2 separate regions of the Homo sapiens genome follow, and region 1 is linked to region 2. A link is a loop called in an ENCODE intact Hi-C map of the cell type or tissue named here. Cell type or tissue: heart right ventricle. All regions are shown on one strand. Each heading gives the region's core, and the rest is flanking DNA. Links, peaks and the distances in the headings are about the cores only.

Region 1 (4,403 bases), core at 215-4,214, 75 kb after region 2:
GTCTTCCAACTTTGTTTTTATTTTTCAAATGGACTTGCTACAGTTTTACATAAAATTTTTTCATGTTTAGTCATAAGGTGAACTACAGAAGCATTTTGTGATATATATATATTAGGTTTTAATATTAAAGTTATGCTTGTTTCATATTATTAATTGAGGAACTTTCCATACCTTTTCAGAGTCTGAAATAATTTGACTAACACAGAAATTAACTCTTCCTTGAAGATTAGATGGAATTCCATTGTAAACAATTTAAGTAGGTTTTTGTTTCCTTAAAAAGAAAATTTTAACAATCTTTTGCATTTCTTCTGTCATTTTTGGTGTATCTGAGTTTTTTATATATCTTCCTGTACCAATTTTACTCATTTATATTTTCCTAGAAAATCATCTATTTTGTTTAGACTTTCAGATTTACTGAGATTTATCAATTTACAATTAATTAATAAACTTCAAATGTATAAATATATTTATAAACATAGAAAACTGAGGCACAGAGAAATCAAGTAACATGCCAGAGATCATACAGCTAATAGCTGGTAGGGCCATGATTTGGATCTGGGCTCCAGAATCCCTGCATTTAACCACTAGACATCAGGAAAAACTGACATGTGACAGTTTTTCCTGATGTCTACAGTGACCTACATGTTTGGAATATCATTTGATAAAGTCTTTCATGATATCCTTATGAACAAGACAAAGAAATGTTAGGCAGCTACAAAACTTGTTGAGCAACCTTGCCCAAACAGAACTCCATCTTTAGCTTTCTTCTTTAAATCCATCAAGAAAGAAAATAAAGGACTTGACATAAAGATCCAAGACTTCCATGAAAACATAAAATATGTTTTCCAAATGTGCAAATGGTACAAAAGTGAATCTAATAGCTTAATGGTGAAAAGGAACTCAAAAAAGCCTTCACCACTGTAACTTAGACAACCAAATGAATGTAAACTGAACAGACTTTAGGCCCCACAAGAGCAAAGACAAAATATGTCTTATTTATCAATGTAAACAAAGCTCCCAGGAGAATCATAGCTGCTAAGTAAATATTTTTGAATGTTCATTGAAAGAAAAGTATGCACATTACTGAACTTAAACAACTGCACAAGTTTAAAATGCAGTTGACATGGTTAAACATTGAGACAAGGGGGAAAAAAAGTTTTGGTTTGCCACAAGCTGTGTTAATCAATAATGCAAGGGTGCAGGATTTGGCGACAGAAAACTTAAAACTGGATCTGTTTCCAGGACAAGCCACTTAAGCTCACAGCGAAATAAAGTTAAAAATTATTCCATTTTTTATTTTATTTTATTTTATTTGAGACAGAGTCTCATTCTGTCACCCAACCTGGAGTACAGTGGCATGATCTCAGCTCACAACAACTTCTGCCTCCAGGCTCAAGCAATCTTCCCACCTCAGCCTCTCATGTAGCTGGGACCACAGGTGCATTCCACCATGCCTGGCTAATTTTTGTATTTTTTGTAGAGATGGAATTTTGCCATGTTAGCCAGGCTGGTCTCAAACTCCTGGGCTCAAATGATCCACCTGCCTCAGCCTCCCAAAGTGCTGGAATTACAGGCATGAGCCACCATGCCTGGCAAATAATAATTCAAAAGATTGGTGTGAGCATAAGATCATTTATGTGAGAATTTTTTTGCAAACTACAAATGTCCATTATTATTGTTGTTATTATTAGATTATAAATTCCAACAGGAAGTTAAAAAGTACCTTGAGCTTAACTGTAATTTCTCAGTTTTGACAGGGTTTAGGGGACAGGGTGAAGATTTGAAAACGGTATGTATGAAGTGCCTAGCAGGATGTCCAAAATATATTTAACATTTTAAAAATCTTGGTATAAGTGGATTATCTTTTCATACATATTAGACTGTATGCATGAGGGGACTCCAAAAAGTTCACGGAATCTGGGTGCAGTGGTGTGTACCTGTAATCCCAGCTACTGGAGAGGCAGAGGTGGGTGGATCATTTGAGACCAGCCTGGGCAACATAGTGAGACCCTGTCTCTTAAAAAAGAAAAGAAAAGAAAATGTTAGTGGAAAATGAAATTAAAAGATAAAAATAGAAAATATAAACTGTATTTCTGAACATAAGCTCCATCAAGGTTAAGATACTCTATAAGCAATGATACCAGCCATATAGTCCATCCTTAAAGAACTGGGAATTTAACAATGTCAATGTGTTTTTTTTTTTAAATAATTAACTGAAGAAAAGTGGGTGCCCTTTAAAGATCTTTCCAAGATTAGAAAACATAAATAAGTCAGAAGGAGTCAAATCAGTACTGTAAGGTGGATGCCTAATGATTTCCCACAAAAACTCCCAAAAAATTGCCCTTGTTTGATGAGAGAAATGAGCAAGAGCATTGTCATGGTGGAGAAAGACTCTCCGGTGAAACCTTTCCAGGTGTTTTTCTGCCAAGTCTTTGGCTTTCTCAGAACAATCTCATAATAAGCAAATGTTATCATTCTTTGGCCCTCCAGAAAGTCAACAAGAAAAATGCCTTGAGTATCCCAAAAAACTTCTGCCATGACCTATGCTCTTGACTGATCCACTTGTGCTTTGACTGGACAACTTCCACCTCTTGGTAGCCATTGTTTCAATTGTGCTTTGTCTTCAGGATCATACTGGTAAAGCCATATTTCATCTCCTGTTACAATTCTTTGAAGAAATGCGTCGGGATCTTGATCCCACTTGTTTAAAATTTCCATTGAAAGGTCTGTTCTTGTCTGCAGCTGATCTGGGGACAGTGGTTTTGGCACCATTGAGCGGAAGTTTGCCCAACTTTAATTCTTGAGTCAGAAGTGTTTAAGCTGAACCAGTTGAAATGCCTATGGTATTGGCTATTTTCTGGTGTTAATCATCAGTCCTCTTCAATTACTGCATGAACAATATTAATCTTTTTCTCACAAATTGATATGGATGGTCAGTCACGTGGGCTTCACGTGACTTCAACAGTCTCATTCCTTCTTAAAATGAATTATCCATTTGTAAACTAATAATTTGTTTTGGGCATTGTTCCCATTAATTTTTCATAAAGCATCAGTAATTTCACCATTTTTCCACCCAAGCTTCACTATAAATTTGGCGTTTGTTCTTGCTTCAATTTTTGTAGAAATCATCTGTTCTGATAGGGAGTCATTTCAAATTAATGTCTTATCCTTCTTAATGCCTCAAGCTAGATGCTGTTCAGACATACTGCAACAATTTACTGTGATTTTATTTTAGTGCAAAAACATTTTGAAATGCATCCATGGTTTTTTCATAATATACATTTTCCATGATTTTTTAAAGACCCCTCATATAAGAATATATATGATCATATATGTGTGTGTGTATATATATACATATATGTAATCACATATGTAAGGATATACGTTAAAATGTAAACAGGTTATATTGAGTTATCCCTGAGTCACTATTCTAGATACAGAAGATACAATGGAGAATTACATGGACAGAACGCCTTCAGTTTTTTGTCATTTACTTCTCTTCAACTCCTCTCCCATTTACGAGGACCACTTTTTTAATTAGTAAAATGAAAACCAAACTACAGTATAGAGGTGATAAAAAGATCAGTGGTTGCCAGGGGTGTACAGAAGGAAAGGGAGTTAGAGCACAGCAGATTTTTAGGGCAGTGAATTACATTGTCACTTAGTAAAACCCATAGAACTGTACATCACACAGAGCAAATCCTAATGTAAACTATGGATTTTAGTTAATAATAACATATCTCTATTGATTTTCATTTGTAACAAATGTACCACACCAATGCAAGATGTTGATAATAGGGGGAACTGAAAGTGGAATGGGGTATATGGGAACTCTCTGTACTTTCTGTAAACCTAAACCAGTTCTGAAAAATAGTCTTTAATTAAAAGAAAAACTAAAAAAGAAAAGAAAAATCAATGAAAATTCTGGCTTGCTTAGATGGACACTTTCCAAATACTAAATTGCAATTGAGTTATTCTTCTTGGCAATAAACAACTTGTGGCCTTTTTTTCTTTTATAGCAAGAAATAACTAGTTGCATCTCTCTTTTTGACTCAAGTATATTGAACAATAACAAGAAAATGCCTGGTTGGGTATAGAAAAACTGCCTTGTTAGCTATTTTATTTATGATGTGTGCTTTAATATTTGTTTATATGCTAATAGTGGTTGCTTGGCAACTAAGTTTGGGGCTTCCTTCAGGTAGAAGTGCGTTGTCTAATAGCACCTCATTGTCTTCAATGCTGGATTTCCAAAGCCACCCACCATACCCTAAGTTATGGAATTCTTGGTTTGAATGATATTCAGATCTAGTTTTTTTCTTATTCATTCAACAACTATTTATGTAGAGTATCTACTATGTGTCAGTCACAATTCTAGATTCTGAAGACAGAGTGAAGAATAAAGT
Region 2 (4,403 bases), core at 331-4,330:
TACTTGGGAGGCTGAAGGAGGAGGATTGCTTGAGCTCAGGAGGCAGAGGCCGCAGTGAGCCAAGATCATGCCACTGCATTCCATTCTGGGTGACAGAGCCAGACCCTACCTCAAAAATAAATAAGTAAAAATCATATTTAACATTAAAATATAGATTTTCAGCTTCTGTTGAATAATGGAAGAGTTGACAACATGGAACTTGTATTCCCTCTTGACAACAATTGGCAGCAGCTGAATAACAGTACCTCCTTTCAGGAGGGTTGCTACCACTCCTCATTTTTCTCTCTTTCTTTTTTTTCCTTTTTGAGATGGAGTCTCGCTCTTGTTGCCCAGGCTGGAGTGCAGTGGTGTGATCTCTGCTTACTGCAGCCTCCTTCCCAGATTCAATCATTTCTCCTGCCTCAGCCTCCCAAGTAGCTGGGACTACAGGTGCATGCCACCATGACCAGCTAATTTTTGTATTCTTAGTAGAGATGGGCTTTCACCATGTTGGCCAGGCTGGTCTCAAACTCCTCAGGTGATCCACCCACCTCAGCCTCCCAGAGTTCTGGGATTATAGAAGGGAGCCACCACGCCTAGCCCACTTCTCATTTTTCTTATACCAAACTGTTATGTCCATTCTGTCATTTCCTGCCCGGCTCTGCAAGACACTGGGGAGCGTCAGCCCTGCCCCAGAACCTGGAATGCAAAGGGAGTCATTTGTTCCCCTCATCATCAGAAACAAACATTTATTGAGCACTTACATATCAAAAGACTAACCTGAAATGTAGGAGGCTCTTCTTTGAGCCCCTGTGTTGGCATTTGGGGATGAGGGAGAAAGAAAAGAGGGGAGAAGAAATGAGGAGGAGCAGTTCAGAAAACAACATAATCTTATTGCAACCTTTAAACAAAGGAGGGGTAACATTCTTCCCACCTTTCCTATTTGGCTGTCTGGGACATAGATGTGATGGTGGATCTCTAGCAGCCATCTTGCACATGAGGGTGAGGGCTACACCATGGAAATAATGTGTAAGGAGTCCGAGTCCTTAATGTCTTCATGGAACTTCCACAACTAGTGTTATGTGACAAAATAAAGCCTTGAGGGTAAAAATCATTGTTTTGTGTTTCCTGCCTCATGGGCTATCTCAAAAATAAATAAGTAAATAAATAAGCAAAAATCATATTTAACATTAAAATATAGAAGCCAACCCTAATTCTACTGATTACAAAGTTTATGTCCAAATCCAAGGCTAGTCTGTGGGATCTTCCTGGGAGCCTCTAATATTCTACAGGAGCAATCGAGACGCAACCCAATGGATAATCCCAAACACTTTACTTCTGCTATTGCTTCCTGGTGGTCTCAGAGATCACTCCAGCCACTTCAAAGGGCCATCTAAACACTGATTTGGGAATCTGATCCTACCTGGTGATATGTATCAATAAGGATGCATTGGGTGACTGATCATAGAAAGCTCAAGTCAACTATTTTAAACAATAAAGACATTTTGCTGTCTCATTTGATAAGAAGTCCAGAGGTAGAACATTTCCAGAGCTAGTTAATTCAGTGGCTCAGTGACACCACCATGGATTCAGGTTCTTTTCATCATGCAAATTGGCCAACCACAGTGTGTCGGCATTTGTCCTCGGTGTGACTCTTTTGGTTGCAAGTACATCAAGCACCCTGTCCTCATTCAGCAAACTCTAAAACCATAGAGACTAAGATTGTGTAGCCCTTACTGTCACTGCTCTTTAAGATGGGGGAAAACTTTCCCCAAAGTCCCCCACTTCATGTTTCATTGGTTAGAATTCAACCACATGCTCATCCCAAACCAGTCCCTGGCAAAGAGGATAAAATGATTATGATTGGCTCAAACTAACCAAGATTTATTCTCTAGGGACAGAGAGGGGTAAGGTCTTCCATCAAACCATGGAAGCCCAATATCAATCAAAACTGGGGTTCTGCTGGGAAGGAATAAGGAGCAAGAAATGGCTATTGAATATGCAATGAACAGTTTCACCAAGCCATGTGGCCTTGGATCATTCATTTTCCCTCTCTATGCCTCAATTTCCTAATCTATAAAATGGGAAGAATAGACTAGAAAATCTCTAGGGCCCTCTAAATTACCTTCCCAATTGATTATGAGTGCCCAGTTCTAGTGGCACAAGATGCTCCCTCACTGACTGACATTTAGTGATCACAGCAGCATCAATAATAGCTTAAAACCTAGAAGTGGAGGTGGTAAGGTTAAGGTGTCCTTGGTGGCTGTAGCCTCCTCCTCCAGGTAGCCCTTCACAATATAAAGCCCCACCTTGGCTTCTCTCAGGCCATTGGCCTTTCCAAGGGGATGCTGATGCCCATCACTGACCAGACTTCATCCATCCACTCAGTCATTCATTCATTTATTTGCCACTGACAATCTCATATATTCCAAGCTCTGTACTGAGCCTCCACTCTGCTCTACCATTACCAAGGGATAAAGTGTGAACAGATTTGGGGTAAGGAGCGGGGAATGCATGGAAGAAGAGCTGTAAGATCCAGGTCCCAGTTTTCCCTCTGCCAGCCAGTTAAATTCTAGTTCAGAACTCACTTCTCCCAGGAAGCTTCCCAGGTTCCCCCAGCCCCATGTTCAACCTAGAATGCGCATGTCTCTGGTGGTCTGCCAGGAGAATGGGAAGCCACAGGACAAACATGGTGCATCTTTCTGAAGCATCAAGATAATACAAAGATTGGGGGAGAGCATGATTTAAGTAATGAAACTTGTCAATGGCTTCAAACATTAATTTAGATTGAATTAACCATAGATATAGTAGAAAGCTAAGATGGCACAATTTTTTTTAAGAAATAAGAATCTAAGAAACAGTAAGCTTCCGGCTATGGCCCACAGATAACCTAGAGAATGACAGACACTCATCTCCTCTGGTCACTATGGGAACCATCAAAGGAGATTCTGATAACCCATTCACTTAAACCCCTGGCTCTGCCACTTACCAGCTTGACAGCTCGGTATCCTAAGTATTTAACCTCCATATGCCTGTTTTTCCTTCCATTAAAGGAAATCATATTGCTAAATGGGGTTATTAACCACAACTTCATTGAATGAGCATAAGGGGCAGAAGTGATACTGTCTTGAAATGTTTAGCATGGAACATTGATAGTCATTTTTATTAAGTACTAAGTGCTACTAGTAAAAAAAAAAAAAACTATATGTATTAAGCACCTACTACTTGCTAAGCACTGTGTTAGGCATTAGGGAAATAAAGGTACAGATGAGAGTATCTTACAATTAAGTGCCTACTTTTTGCCAGGCACTGAGCCAGTATATTTTTTATTTTTTTTATTTAATTGAATACACATAATGCAATGCATGCTTTTCAGGTGCAAGGTGGTATGAGCACAGAACACTTATTGCTTGGAAATTCACTTCATTGGATTGTCATGGCTATGGCAATCATTTATGCTGCCCCAGGTGTCTTCTTGTAAAACCCATTCTCTTTAGTCTGTGACAATATTCTTACTAGACATGTGTTGTCTATATCTGGTTAACAAAACAAAGGGGCTAGAGACAACATGAGACTGACAGTCACCAAAACTCCACCACCTCTAATTTATTTAGCCCTCATGTCCAGCCTCCTGAGAGGCAGTACAGGAAGTATTTTCACACCTGATCTCTGGAGTCAGATCACGTGCCACAGCTGGAATTCTGGCTGTGCCCCTTACCGGCTAAGTAACCTTGGGCAAGCCACTTGACCACTCCAAGTTTTGTTTTTTCCTTTGTAAAACAGGAGTAAAAATAGTTCCTTTCTCATAGGATTGAATGGTTGTTTCTTATCTGTTAAGCAAAACAAAAATAGTTCCAACCTCATACAAATGACTGAGGTAACACACCTAAACTTTTAGCCCATTGGCTGGGACATAAAAAGTGTAAATTAAGTGAAGCCGTAGCTGTTATACCTTATTATTATTATTAGCTCCTTACTGCCCCACACAACATTTTACCGGAGCCAGCGTGCTGGCTCTTTTTGCTACTTGGTATGAGTCATCTCCTGTCATCTCCCATGAGATAAATATAAGAAAACTAGTGGGAGTCAGTGAAACAGAGAAGCAAATAAGTCCTCAGCCAGAATCATCCATCTTTAGGGATGAAAACAGAACTACCCCTTACTGGGCAGGTACCGTGCTGAACCCTTTATGCATCTCTTCATAGTTAATCCTCAAATTACTCTATGAAGAAGCCTCCCAGCCCACTGCTCCCTATGACTCATCACGGCCCTCTTATTCTTCCCCCAGAATCTAGAGGGGAAACATCTCCCCCGACACCAATAGTCATGACCCAGTTATGGGTTTCCCTGGCTAGCTGACATCCAACAGGATGACATCACATTATGCAATCAATCCTTACCCACAAGTGGGTCCATGTTAATTT

Evidence for each region. A loop is a pair of places that touch in the nucleus more often than their neighbours do. Peaks named below come from ENCODE experiments on the same cell type or tissue, not always from the same donor. Only the 100,000 strongest peaks of a DNase experiment are listed, where the experiment ranks them.
Region 1: a loop joins it to region 2, with 11 times the contacts of the local background. A loop is called at or near these places in 1 of 110 quality-filtered maps.

The regions. Positions count from the first base shown.
Region 1 is chr10:91,659,082-91,663,484 of GRCh38, forward strand. No RefSeq gene overlaps it. Among named protein-coding and RNA genes, the nearest start is that of PPP1R3C, 28 kb to the left of the region's middle. In heart right ventricle, for the core only: no CTCF peak of the experiment used is centred there; no DNase peak of the experiment used is centred there.
Region 2 is chr10:91,584,209-91,588,611 of GRCh38, forward strand. The region is part of intron 1 of HECTD2-AS1 (HECTD2 antisense RNA 1); the gene reads right to left. Among named protein-coding and RNA genes, the nearest start is that of HECTD2-AS1, 25 kb to the right of the region's middle. In heart right ventricle, for the core only: no CTCF peak of the experiment used is centred there; no DNase peak of the experiment used is centred there; H3K27ac peaks cover 1,978 bases.